Linked DNA regions of Homo sapiens: region 1 is linked to region 2. A link is an interaction called in ENCODE POLR2A ChIA-PET data of the cell type or tissue named here. Cell type or tissue: IMR-90. All regions are shown on one strand. Each heading gives the region's core, and the rest is flanking DNA. Links, peaks and the distances in the headings are about the cores only.

What was found. Peaks named below come from ENCODE experiments on the same cell type or tissue, not always from the same donor. Only the 100,000 strongest peaks of a DNase experiment are listed, where the experiment ranks them.
Region 1: POLR2A ChIA-PET joins it to region 2 with 8 read pairs; 5 of 35 experiments call an interaction of 5 or more read pairs at or near these places.

Annotation. Positions count from the first base shown.
Region 1 is chr15:32,710,728-32,716,117 of GRCh38, forward strand. No RefSeq gene overlaps it. Among named protein-coding and RNA genes, the nearest start is that of GREM1, 4.6 kb to the right of the region's middle. In IMR-90, for the core only: no CTCF peak of the experiment used is centred there; a DNase peak (open chromatin) is centred at 4,844.
Region 2 is chr15:32,864,965-32,870,354 of GRCh38, forward strand. All of the region lies in intron 16 of FMN1 (formin 1), which reads right to left. Among named protein-coding and RNA genes, the nearest start is that of GREM1-AS1, 150 kb to the left of the region's middle. In IMR-90, for the core only: no CTCF peak of the experiment used is centred there; a DNase peak (open chromatin) is centred at 2,507; H3K27ac peaks cover 4,323 bases.

The sequences.
Region 1 (5,390 bases), core at 105-5,104, 150 kb before region 2:
GCGCAGTGGCGCAATCTCGGCTCACTGCAAACTCCACCTCCCGGCTTCATGCCATTCTCCTGCCTCAGCCTCCCGAGTAGCTGGGACTACAGGCGCCCGCCACCACGCCCAGCTAATTTTTTGTATTTTTAGTAGAGACGGGGTTTCACCGTGTTAGCCAGGATGGTCTCGATCTCCTGACCTCGTGATCCACCTGCCTTGGACTCCCAAAGTGCTGGGATTACAGGCGTGAGCCACTGTGCCCGGTGGCATATGGGTTTTCAATGGCCATGTGTTCAGCATTCTTTATGAGTAAACTCATGTGATATCGAAACCCATATTCCTCATATGTGTGTTCATATTTTACACAACCAAATGTTTTGACAATACCAACTATCAAATTATTTAAGTCATTTCGCACTTAGGAATAGTTTTCTTTCATGAAAAAATAGTGGTATTTGAATACCAGTTCTAACAGTGTATGGTGTAGACTCTTGTTCACAGTATAGAGGGTAGAAGCTCAGTGTATGGGGCTCAGGGGTCAGCAGCTGTCACTGCTTCATATAGCTGTGTGCCCTTGAGACAGTCATACAACCTCTCTAGACATCAGCTTTCTCATCTTTAAAACAGAACAAACAATAGTAGCAATTTCGTAAGAGTGTTAAGGTAATTAAATTAGATAATGCATATAAAGCCTCGTGTTTGGTACACATTAAGTAATTAATAAAAGGCCACTTTAAGAAATGTATGTATACACACACACACACACACATACACACACACATTGTTAATCCTATAAGAAAAAATAAAGTGTTATAGTATGTTATTCATACAAGAGAATATTATACTACTCTTAAACTGATATTTTTGAAGAATTTTAATAATGTCCGCAAAAATAATCAAAATATTAGGTTAAATTTAAAAGTTAAATAAAGCATCTTATTATATACAGCATCTTCTCTCTCTCTCTCTCTTTCTCTCACATACACATGCACACACATACACATGCACACACACATATACACACACTATATAATTAGAAGGAAATCCATATATGTACATATATATACAGTGTGTGTGAGCAAACAGTGGTTATTTGGGGATTGTGAGATTACGGCATACTTTTATTTTCTTTGTATTTTTCTCTATTTCCAAGTTTTCTGTGATGAGTTTGTAATATTTTTACAATAACTTCATGTTATAAAATATTTTATAAGATGTAATGAATCAGTCCAAGTGACATATTAGGAGAGCGGCAGCAAGAGCAAAATCACACGTATACTTCCATGCCTTCAAAAAAGGACACAAGAGTGAAAACGTGAATCCTAAAATGACTTCTGGTAAATAGCAGAGACATCAAGGAAACAAAGACTGGGAAGGGACTAAATAAGCCAAAAGTCAAAAAAAAAAAAAAAAAAAAAAAAGTGAGGAGCAGGATAGCCAGAGACAGCGGGGTAAAACCTTGCAACCTTCAGTTTAATAGGTACTTTCAACAGATCTTCCCCAAGGCACTAGCATTTTAAAATTGCATTAAAATGAGCTTTTTTCAAAGAGAAACCCTCCACCAAAAAAAATTTAGAAAATGAAGAACACAAGCTATAAGGGAAAACACAAAATTATTAACTGAATAAAGTCCCATCACATTTTTTTCCCAAGAGTGAGGTCACATCAAAGAGCTCAAAACAAATACATTCGGTATAAACCTTTCAAACGTAACAGGTTACCCTGTCTGCAGACAAAGGAAGGAGCCTTGTTTCACACAGACTCTGTTACATTTAGGCACTGGGTATGTGAATTTTGGCTAAGAAATACATTGCTGTCTCTGTCTTTCTGTCTTGTTTCACTCCCCAGTCTCTTGGATGGGAGTTTCAGCCTGTCTGACTACACATTTGGGCATCTTCTGGTCTCTTATTCTTAGCTTCTATCACTGCAGTGGAACCATTCTGAGAAGGGTAACTTTAGGTTAGCATGATTCTTGTAGTGCAGGCAAAAAAGAGCCAGAAGTGTTTGGTAAAACTGTTTACTGGTTTTACAAAAAAAAAAAAAAAAAAAAAAAAGTTGTTGTGCCATTTACTGGAAGGTATCACTCATTTTCTTTCCTGTCTTCCTCCTTCCCTTTCTCTCCCTTCTTTCCTTCCTTCCTCCCTCCATCCCTCTCTTTATCTCTTCCTCTATCTCTTTCTTTTCCCCTTATTTTCTTCTCCTCTCTTCCTCCCTTCCTTCCTTCTCCCTGTGCAAGTACTCATTTCATAGCTTTGTCAAGCATTTGCCGTGTGCCACCCCTGCGTTACCCAGAGTGAATATAAAGATACATAAGACCCGGTCGGGCGCGGTGGCTCACGCCTGTAATCCCAGGACTTTGGGAGGCCGAGGTGGGTGGATCACGAGGTCAGGAGATCAAGACCATCCTGGCTAACACGGTGAAACCCCGTGTCTACTAAAAACACAAAAAATTGGCCGGGCGTGGTGGCGGGCGCCTGTAGTCCCAGCTACTCGGGAGGTTGAGGCAGGAGAATGGCGTGAACCCGGGAGGCGGAGCTTGCAGTGAGCCGAGATCGCGCCACTGCAGTCCAGCCTCGGCGACAGAGCAAGACTCCGCCTCAAAAAAAAAAAAAAAAAAAAAAAAAAAAGATACATAAGACCCAGCAGACGCTGATATTAGACTTACTGTTTTATTGTGTTAGCTCCCAGTTGAACTCTAGTATCTATGCAGACACTGATGTTTATTAGGTGCCTGGCACTTTCACAGAGCTTGTTTTACTTAATTCCAGCATCTACCCAGAAGTGGGTGTTATCACCATTCCTATAATACAGATGGTTGAATTTCAGCCCAGAGGCTTTAAATACCTAATTGAGACATTCAGCTTCTAAGGGGAAGTATCAGGAATTTACTCTGACTTTCCTGACTCCGAGTTCCGTGCTTTTTCCCACTGTGCCAGAACTATTGACTGTGAAGGATTATGTTCACAGTTTGAAGCCTTCACCTTTTGATACTGCACTGCACGTGGAGTATATGCAATAAATATGTGCATGAAATAGGGCAAGAATTGTATTACAATGGTCCTGAATAACTCATTCCATATACCTGTATTTGGCAACATTGTCCAGAATTTTCACATGCACGTGCATTTTCCATACACAGGAAACTGGTTAGGCATACACCTCAGACAGGTCAGCAGACATACACACTTACATAAGGGCTTGTTTGCATTCTGAAAGCATGCCTACTCAGATTGGAGCTTGTTACAAAGAACACATGGGAAGCAAAAATGTTCAGTTTACAAATGATGCTCAAAATCACTCTTGAAATCATAATAGAAACATCACATTTGTTTTAAATTTGAGGGTTTAAAACATTATCAACATGTAGAGAGAGTTATCTAGCAAACACATCCATGTACCCATCACCCAGAAATTCAAATTGTCCACATTTTGTCATATTTCTTTCAAGATTTTTTTTAAGACATAAGATTTTTAAATGGTTTGTAATGTTGAAATTTCTTTTGTCGTCCATGCCTGATCCACCTCCTCCCCTCCTCATTCTGGTGAACATCATTAAAGGTATGGATTCCAAGTCACTATTTATCCATGCACATGACCATATGTTTCACAAGCAATTTATGCTATTTTTATATGTTTACTATAAAATACACATAATGGTATCATACTACTTATATCATTCTGCAGCTTCCTTTTTTTTTTAAAAAAAAGCATCTCTATGTTTTGAGCTCTATGTTAAAATATAAAAATCTAATCAATTTCTTTTATTAGCTATGTAGCATTTTGCCATATGAATAAAATAATTTCTTATGCCTTCTCCTATATTTGTTGATGGACATTAAGATTGTTACAAACAATACCTTGATAAACATGCTTATACAAGTTTCTAGTCCTCATACACACGTTCAAATTTTTCTAAGGTGTTTACCTAGAAGTGTAATGTCTGGGTGGCATACTAAGTGCATGTTTAATATTAATGCAAATTGACAAATTACTTTCTGAAATGATGGTACTAATTTACCCTCTCACTAGCAATGCATTTGCTTGCTTGCTTCTCTCTACCTTTTCCATTGCTGGATATTGTCAGACTTTTAGATCTTTGGTAACTTTGTAGATAAGCAACAGTATCTTCTCATTTCAGTTTATATTTCTCTGATTTACTGGTGTAATGTTGCATCTTTTTATATTTACTGGCTGTCCAGGTTTCTTTTTTGTGAATTACCTGCCCATGTGCTTTGGCCATGTGCAATTTTTTTTTCCTATTGGGTTATTTGTGGGGATTTTTTTCTTACTAACTTATAAGAAAAATTCATTCTGAATATGATCCATTTAACTGGTATTTGACTCTTGTAAATATGTTTTTACTTAATCATTATCAAGTTTATAGGTTAATACTTTTTTTCTTTAGAAAGGGCATACAAGGTCAGTTCCAACTGTGTAAAGGGCTTTATTCTTTTTTAATCCTATGCAAGACAGCATACGTAGTCTCTGCAATTGGATGAACAGCTGTAAATAGCTTTTGCAGATCTAAGTAAAAACTCTTCTCTAAAGGTCTTCAAAGTTATTCTCCAAACCTGGGGAGTAGCCCTCTTTTAGCTTCTTGGGGTTACAGAGAGGCTAGCACATTCCAAACACAGGTGGGCAAAAAAAGAGGAAATGGACTTTACTTTTACGAACCAGTGGCTGAGCAGAATCTACTCTTCTCACAACCTCAAAGTAGTTTGAAAGTACTTTCATTAAATAAAATTAATCATTTAGTGATCGTGGTTTAGGCATCATGGTTTAGGCATGACTACATCGAGTCATTCTACTTCTTCTCCCCTTACTAAAAGCAGGTTTTAGTTATGTAACCATGTTTAGAGCGGTCTAGGGAGTTTTTATCCTTATGCCTTCCTCCTGATTGGACAATGGTTTGCAAGAACTTGTTAGGAGCTGTGGAAACACAAATATTGGGCAAAAAACTTGTGTTTCTATATAAATATTTACAAACATACTAGACTATAAATTCTTTGAGGTGAGGGCCTGTGTTTATCCTATCCACGATGGTTATACCCTCAGCATTTGGTTCAGCTGACAATCTTAGTGGGAATGTGCTCAACATTCTCAATCCACAACTATTTATTGAATCTGAGTGCTGTGTTAGACAATCTATATTCTATGTGCTTCATGTAATCAAAGTGACCTAGACAAAATCCCTGCCCTTATGAACCTTACATTCTAGTGGCAGGAAATACTATAATGCCAGGGAGAAGGGAGAGAGAAATGAGAATGAAGAAAAATGATGCAGTGATGCATAGCCCTCTCTATCTCTTTGGGATACAGAGAGGGGGCGTGTGTTGTGGGGAGGAGGTGGGGGCTCTATTATAAAAAATATGGCCTGAGAAACTGCATGAGGAAGAGTCATCATGATT
Region 2 (5,390 bases), core at 288-5,287:
ACGTTGAAAACATTATGCTAAGTAAGAAAAGCCAATCACAAGAGACCACATATCCTATGATTCTACTCACATGAAATGTCCCAGTAGGCAAATCTATAGAGACAAAGCGGATTAGTAGTGGCTGAGGACTAGGAGAGAAAGAGGGAGAGAGAGAGAGGTGACAGCTAAGGGGGTAAGGGAGAAAAGTTTTCCTTTTGGAGTAATAAAAATTTCAAAAAATTGATTGTGGCAATGGTTGTACAACTTTGTGAATACACCAAAAGTCATCAGATTGTACACTTTAAATGGGTGAATTATGTGGAATGTGATTTCATCTTAATAAAGCTGCCTAAAGCTAATTAGAAAGTCAGCCTTAAACTGGAACTATAATGAACAGATAAATGAAGAATGCCTCATCTGTACTTCTTTATATAAGGTAAATAATTTTAAAAATCTTAGGTGCAACTATGTCTTCATTATAATACTTACAATATTACTAAACTAGGAATCAAAAGTGGGAAATGAGTTTGAGATGCACATGTAATTGAGAAATTAAACATATTAGTCAATCTTCAAAAAGTAGCAACAAACGTTATTAAAATAAAAGACCTGGCCGGGCAAGGTGGCTCACGCCTGTGATCCCAGCACTTTGGGAGGACAAGGCGGGCAGATCACCTGAGGTTGGGAGTTCGAGACCAGCCTAATCAACATGGAGAAACCCTGTCTCTACTAAAAATACAAAATTAGCCAGGCGTGGTGGCGCATGCCTGTAATCCCAGCTACTCAGGAGGCTGAGGCAGGAGAATCACCTGAACCTGGGAGGCGGAAGTTGTGGTAAGCTGAGATCATGCCATTGCACTCCAGCCTGGGCAACAAGAGTGAAACTCCACCTCAAAAAAAAAAAAAAAAATAAAATAAAATAAAATACCTACTAAAAATAACTGAACTCAATAATAGAAATACAAGTAAAGCATTTAAATTAAAAGTGCTAACTTTTGGAAAATTAAAACAATAGCTTTCGCACATTCTTAATTGTGGCATACAGCTATGTATATATATTTACACATATACACCAACAATTGGTACATTAGAAAAATTTCCCCTTTGAGGAACATCACACAACGGGGCCTGTTGTGGGGTGGCGGGAGTGGGGAGGGATAGCATTAGGAGATATACCTAATGTAAATGACGAGTTAATGGGTACAGCACACCAACATGACAAATCTATACATATGTAACAAACCTGCACGTTGTGCACATGTACCCTAGAACTTAAAGTATAATAAAAAAAAAGAAAAAAGAAAAAAAATTTCCCCTTTGAACTACTCTTGATTTAAAGATGCATTTATTCTTAGTTTTTCATACACTCTATTTGGCTGGAAAAGTTATTTAATATCTGACTCTTAGTTTCTTGATACATAAAATCTTGTGAGGACTAAATAAACATGTGAAAAAAAAGCATTTTGTATGCTGAATAGTAAAACGCTAGCCAAAATATTCTTCAGCTATTTTAAATAATCAAACAGTAGAAAGGCTGGCTAGATAACATACTGTACGCGGCTTTATTCTTTGTTTCCAAGAAGAGCTAAACAATAACAGCAACCTCACAAACTCTTTGAATAACTGACATTCCTAATGTTTGTGTGTTTAATAAACAAATCATGTTACAGTCTAATCATTTTCCCAGTCCAACTGTCTTTTAAAATTTGCAATACTCACTTTTTCCTATTTCTTGTTTCATGACCCACTGAAATTTACTTCCTCCCCATTGTGACACTGAGAAAGCACTCTGAAGTCACTAATTAACCCATCCTGTGGGCAGTGTCCTCATTTTGTATCTCCTTCGCTGACAACCCAGCAGGATTCTGCATCTTGACTACTTCTCCTTTGTAAAACACTTTGTCCCTTAGCGTCTGTGTTCCCCATTGTGGGCTTTCCTCCTACTTCTGCCTGCCCTGTTTCCTATGCAGCCTCATCTTCCTATACAGAGTCATTAAACGTTAAAGTTCTCTAGGGTTTGGCATAAGGCTGCTCCTCCTCCCATGCTATGCTCTCTGTCTAGACAATGTCATCCAGGTAAACATTTCAGTAACCATATCTGGGATGTGTCTCCCAAGTTTACACAGCTAGCCCACAGTTTCACCTCCTACGGAACTCCTGAATTCATTACTCTTCACCAGGCTGCTATAGTCTCAGCCTAACTGTTCTTCCCATATCCACCCTGCCTCTCTCTGATTTGTTCTCCATACCTGAGTCAAAGTGACCTTTATAAAATCTCATTATGCCAGTCCCCTGCTTAAACCTGCAGGCACCTCTATTACTCTGAGAGGTTGTCTTCAATCCCTCAAGCTGGCCTGCAAGGCCCTCCATGCGCTACGTCTTGCCTGCCTTCCCAGCCTCACCCTGCTCTCCCTGCCACAGTGGCCCTTCTTTCCATTCCTCAAACATGCTCACTTCTTCCCATTATGGTGTTCTCCTGCTATGCCACTCTCCTTCACTTCCTAGTAACCAGGACCTAGTCAGTGCTTAGTCATCATTACGACCTCAGCTCAGAAGTCTCATCAGGTTTTTTTTTTTTGAGACGGAGTCTCGCTCTTTCACCCAGGCTGGAGTGCAGTCGTGTGATCTCCTCGGCTCACTGCAAGCTCCGCCTCATGGGTTCACGCCATTCTCCTGCCTCAGCCCCCTGCCCCCCGCTCCCTGTGCAAAGGCTAATTTTTTGTATTTTTAGTAGAGACGGGGTTTCACCATGTTAGCCGGGATGGTCTCAATCTCCTGACCTCGTGATCTGCCCGCCTCGGCCTCCCAAAGTGCTGGGATTACAGGCGTGAGCCACCGCGCCCGGCCATCAGGATTTCTTTTCCACCTTCCATTCTGTGATGAGAGACCCTCTGTTACAAAGTCATAGCACTGTATACCTTTCCCCTTTTCATGATTATTGGATTGTCTCCCTCATTAGGCAGAAACTGTATTTTTCTTACTGTTAAATCTCCAGCATCTACTGTAATGTCTATCTAGTGAAAGCTGTTCCATGGGTATTTGCTAAATAAATGAATAAACTACCAGTTAAAGGGGAGAAACTTACACATGTGCAGTATGGATATTAGTGTCTTGACAGAATTTGGCTGTAGTACATGTACACTCATGTACCTCAGAATGATGCTTCTGTCAATAATGGACCACATATAAAACAATGGTGCCATAAAATTATAATGAAGCTGAAAAATTCTGATAGTCCGGTGATGATGTAGCCTTTGTAACACTGTAGAGCAAGGCATTACCTTTCCTTTGTTTAGATACACAAATGCTTACCATTGTGTTATAATTGCCTACAGTATTCAGCAGAATACTGAATACAGTTACAGTATAGTACAGCCAGTAGTACTGTAATATACTGTTAACTATATTCAGTATTCTACTGAATAATGTTGGGGACTGTAACAGTATAGAAACCTGTGCAGATTTGTAGCGTAGACGCCATAGGCTATACCATCTAGCTTAGGTGTGAAGTAGGCTACACCATCTATGTTTGTGTAAGTACACTCTATGATGTTTGCACAATGATGATATTGCCTAACGACACATTTCTCAGAACATATCCCAGTTGTTAAGTGACACATGACTGTATGTATGTATATGTAGACACAGACATATGCACATACACCGACACGTGAAAAACATCTCTCTTCATTTGTATAATACATGTAGATGGAGGCAGGGGCTGGAGAAGACACAAGTACACTGACATTCACTCATTCACCCACTTTCACTCACATTCACTCATTCAGATACGAGATACACATTTTTTTTTAAATCCCTGTCCGGGTTCCATAAACATTCATACATTCAAAATACTTACCAAGTATCTGCTGTATGCCACTGAGCTAAATGTTGGGGACAAATATTTAATGAGACCTACTGGTCATTTCTCCTCTAAAAAACATTCACAGTCTAGCAACAATGAGAAACAAGGAAATGAACAAATTGTGATATAGTGTGGTGTGATGGAACGCTGGGTATAGGCCTCTATTTCAGACTGGGCCAGGAGTTAGTAGCCAGGAAAGGCTCTCCAGGAGAGAAAACTTATGAGTTGAACTGCAAAGGTCAAGGAGGAGCTAGCCCTCAACCACAGTGAGGAAAGAGAATTAAGGTGAAATGTCATGAATAAAAGTAATACATGATGAGAACGCACGGGCCATTTGAATGAGTTAAGTGGTGTAGCATGTCTGGAGCTGTGGGACCTTCTCTCCTCAGATCACTGGTGTTCTGCATTCAGATTTTGGTGTAAAGGAAAGAGTGTGCGTAGGGGAGAAAAGCTTCTGGGCCCCAAAGGTATCCCAGGTTACACACTCAGGTGAACGGTGAAAAGGCTGGTGACCAGCCTGGTTAGGAAAAGTGTCACAGACATAAGGGGCTTGCAATTTTACTTAAAGTAGTTAGGAAAAGTCTCACTGTGAAGCTATTTGACTAGAGATTTAATCAGAGTAAGGGAGGGAGTCATGAGCAAGCTCGAGGTGGAAAATCAAAGGTGTTATTTAGAGCACATTAAGTTTGAAATGTGAATTAGACACTCAAGTATATATAAAAGTCTGCAGTCTGGGACTCATGGCTGGAGTAGACACACATGCCAGGAAGTCATTGGTATAAAATTGGTATTTAAAGTGATAGCAAAATATGAATTGCCATGGGGAGAATACAGCCAAGGAAGAGAAGGTGTTGCAGGACAAACCCTGGGGCATGTGCACAGTGGAGGAGAGGCCAGCAATGAACAGAGAAGAGCTGGTCAGTAGGAAAGTGAAGGTCTGGAGTTACATGACCTGAGAAGAAAACAGAATTGCAGGAAAGAAAGAGCAGTCAGCTCTGTGCAGAAGGATCAAGTGAGATGAAGACAGAGAAATAACACTGATTCTAGTGACACAGAGGTCACTTGTAATCTCAAAAGCAGTTCCAGGGAAGTTGGGGGTGCGGGGAAAAAGCCAGCTTGGAGAGGCGTGAGGTAAATGGAGAAAGATTCTGTAGCCACTTGTTTAAGAAGTTAAGCTACAGAAAGAACGCCAAAATGGGGAAGTCGTTGGAATTAAGCCTAAAAGATAGCTCTAGTTTTCCTGGTCAAGTGCTAAAGATCAAATGAGGCCATGGAAGTGTTGTTTTCTTGGTGACTTTAAAACTGATTTAGTTCTTATCTGCCTGGGATGTTTTTGATAGTTTCCTTTCATGGTAGTAGGACTCCTTAGAAAGATTCTTCCTTTAATTTTTCAAGAAAACTCCCAAAGCCATCATGTCATAAAAATCATTCCATACAAGAAGATATTCTCTAGGGCTACTTTGATCACGTGCAGAAGAGGTCTAGCCCTTTACAGAGCGGCTGCCTCTTTCTCCAGAGGAATGTTCCATAAAAATAAACCCACCAG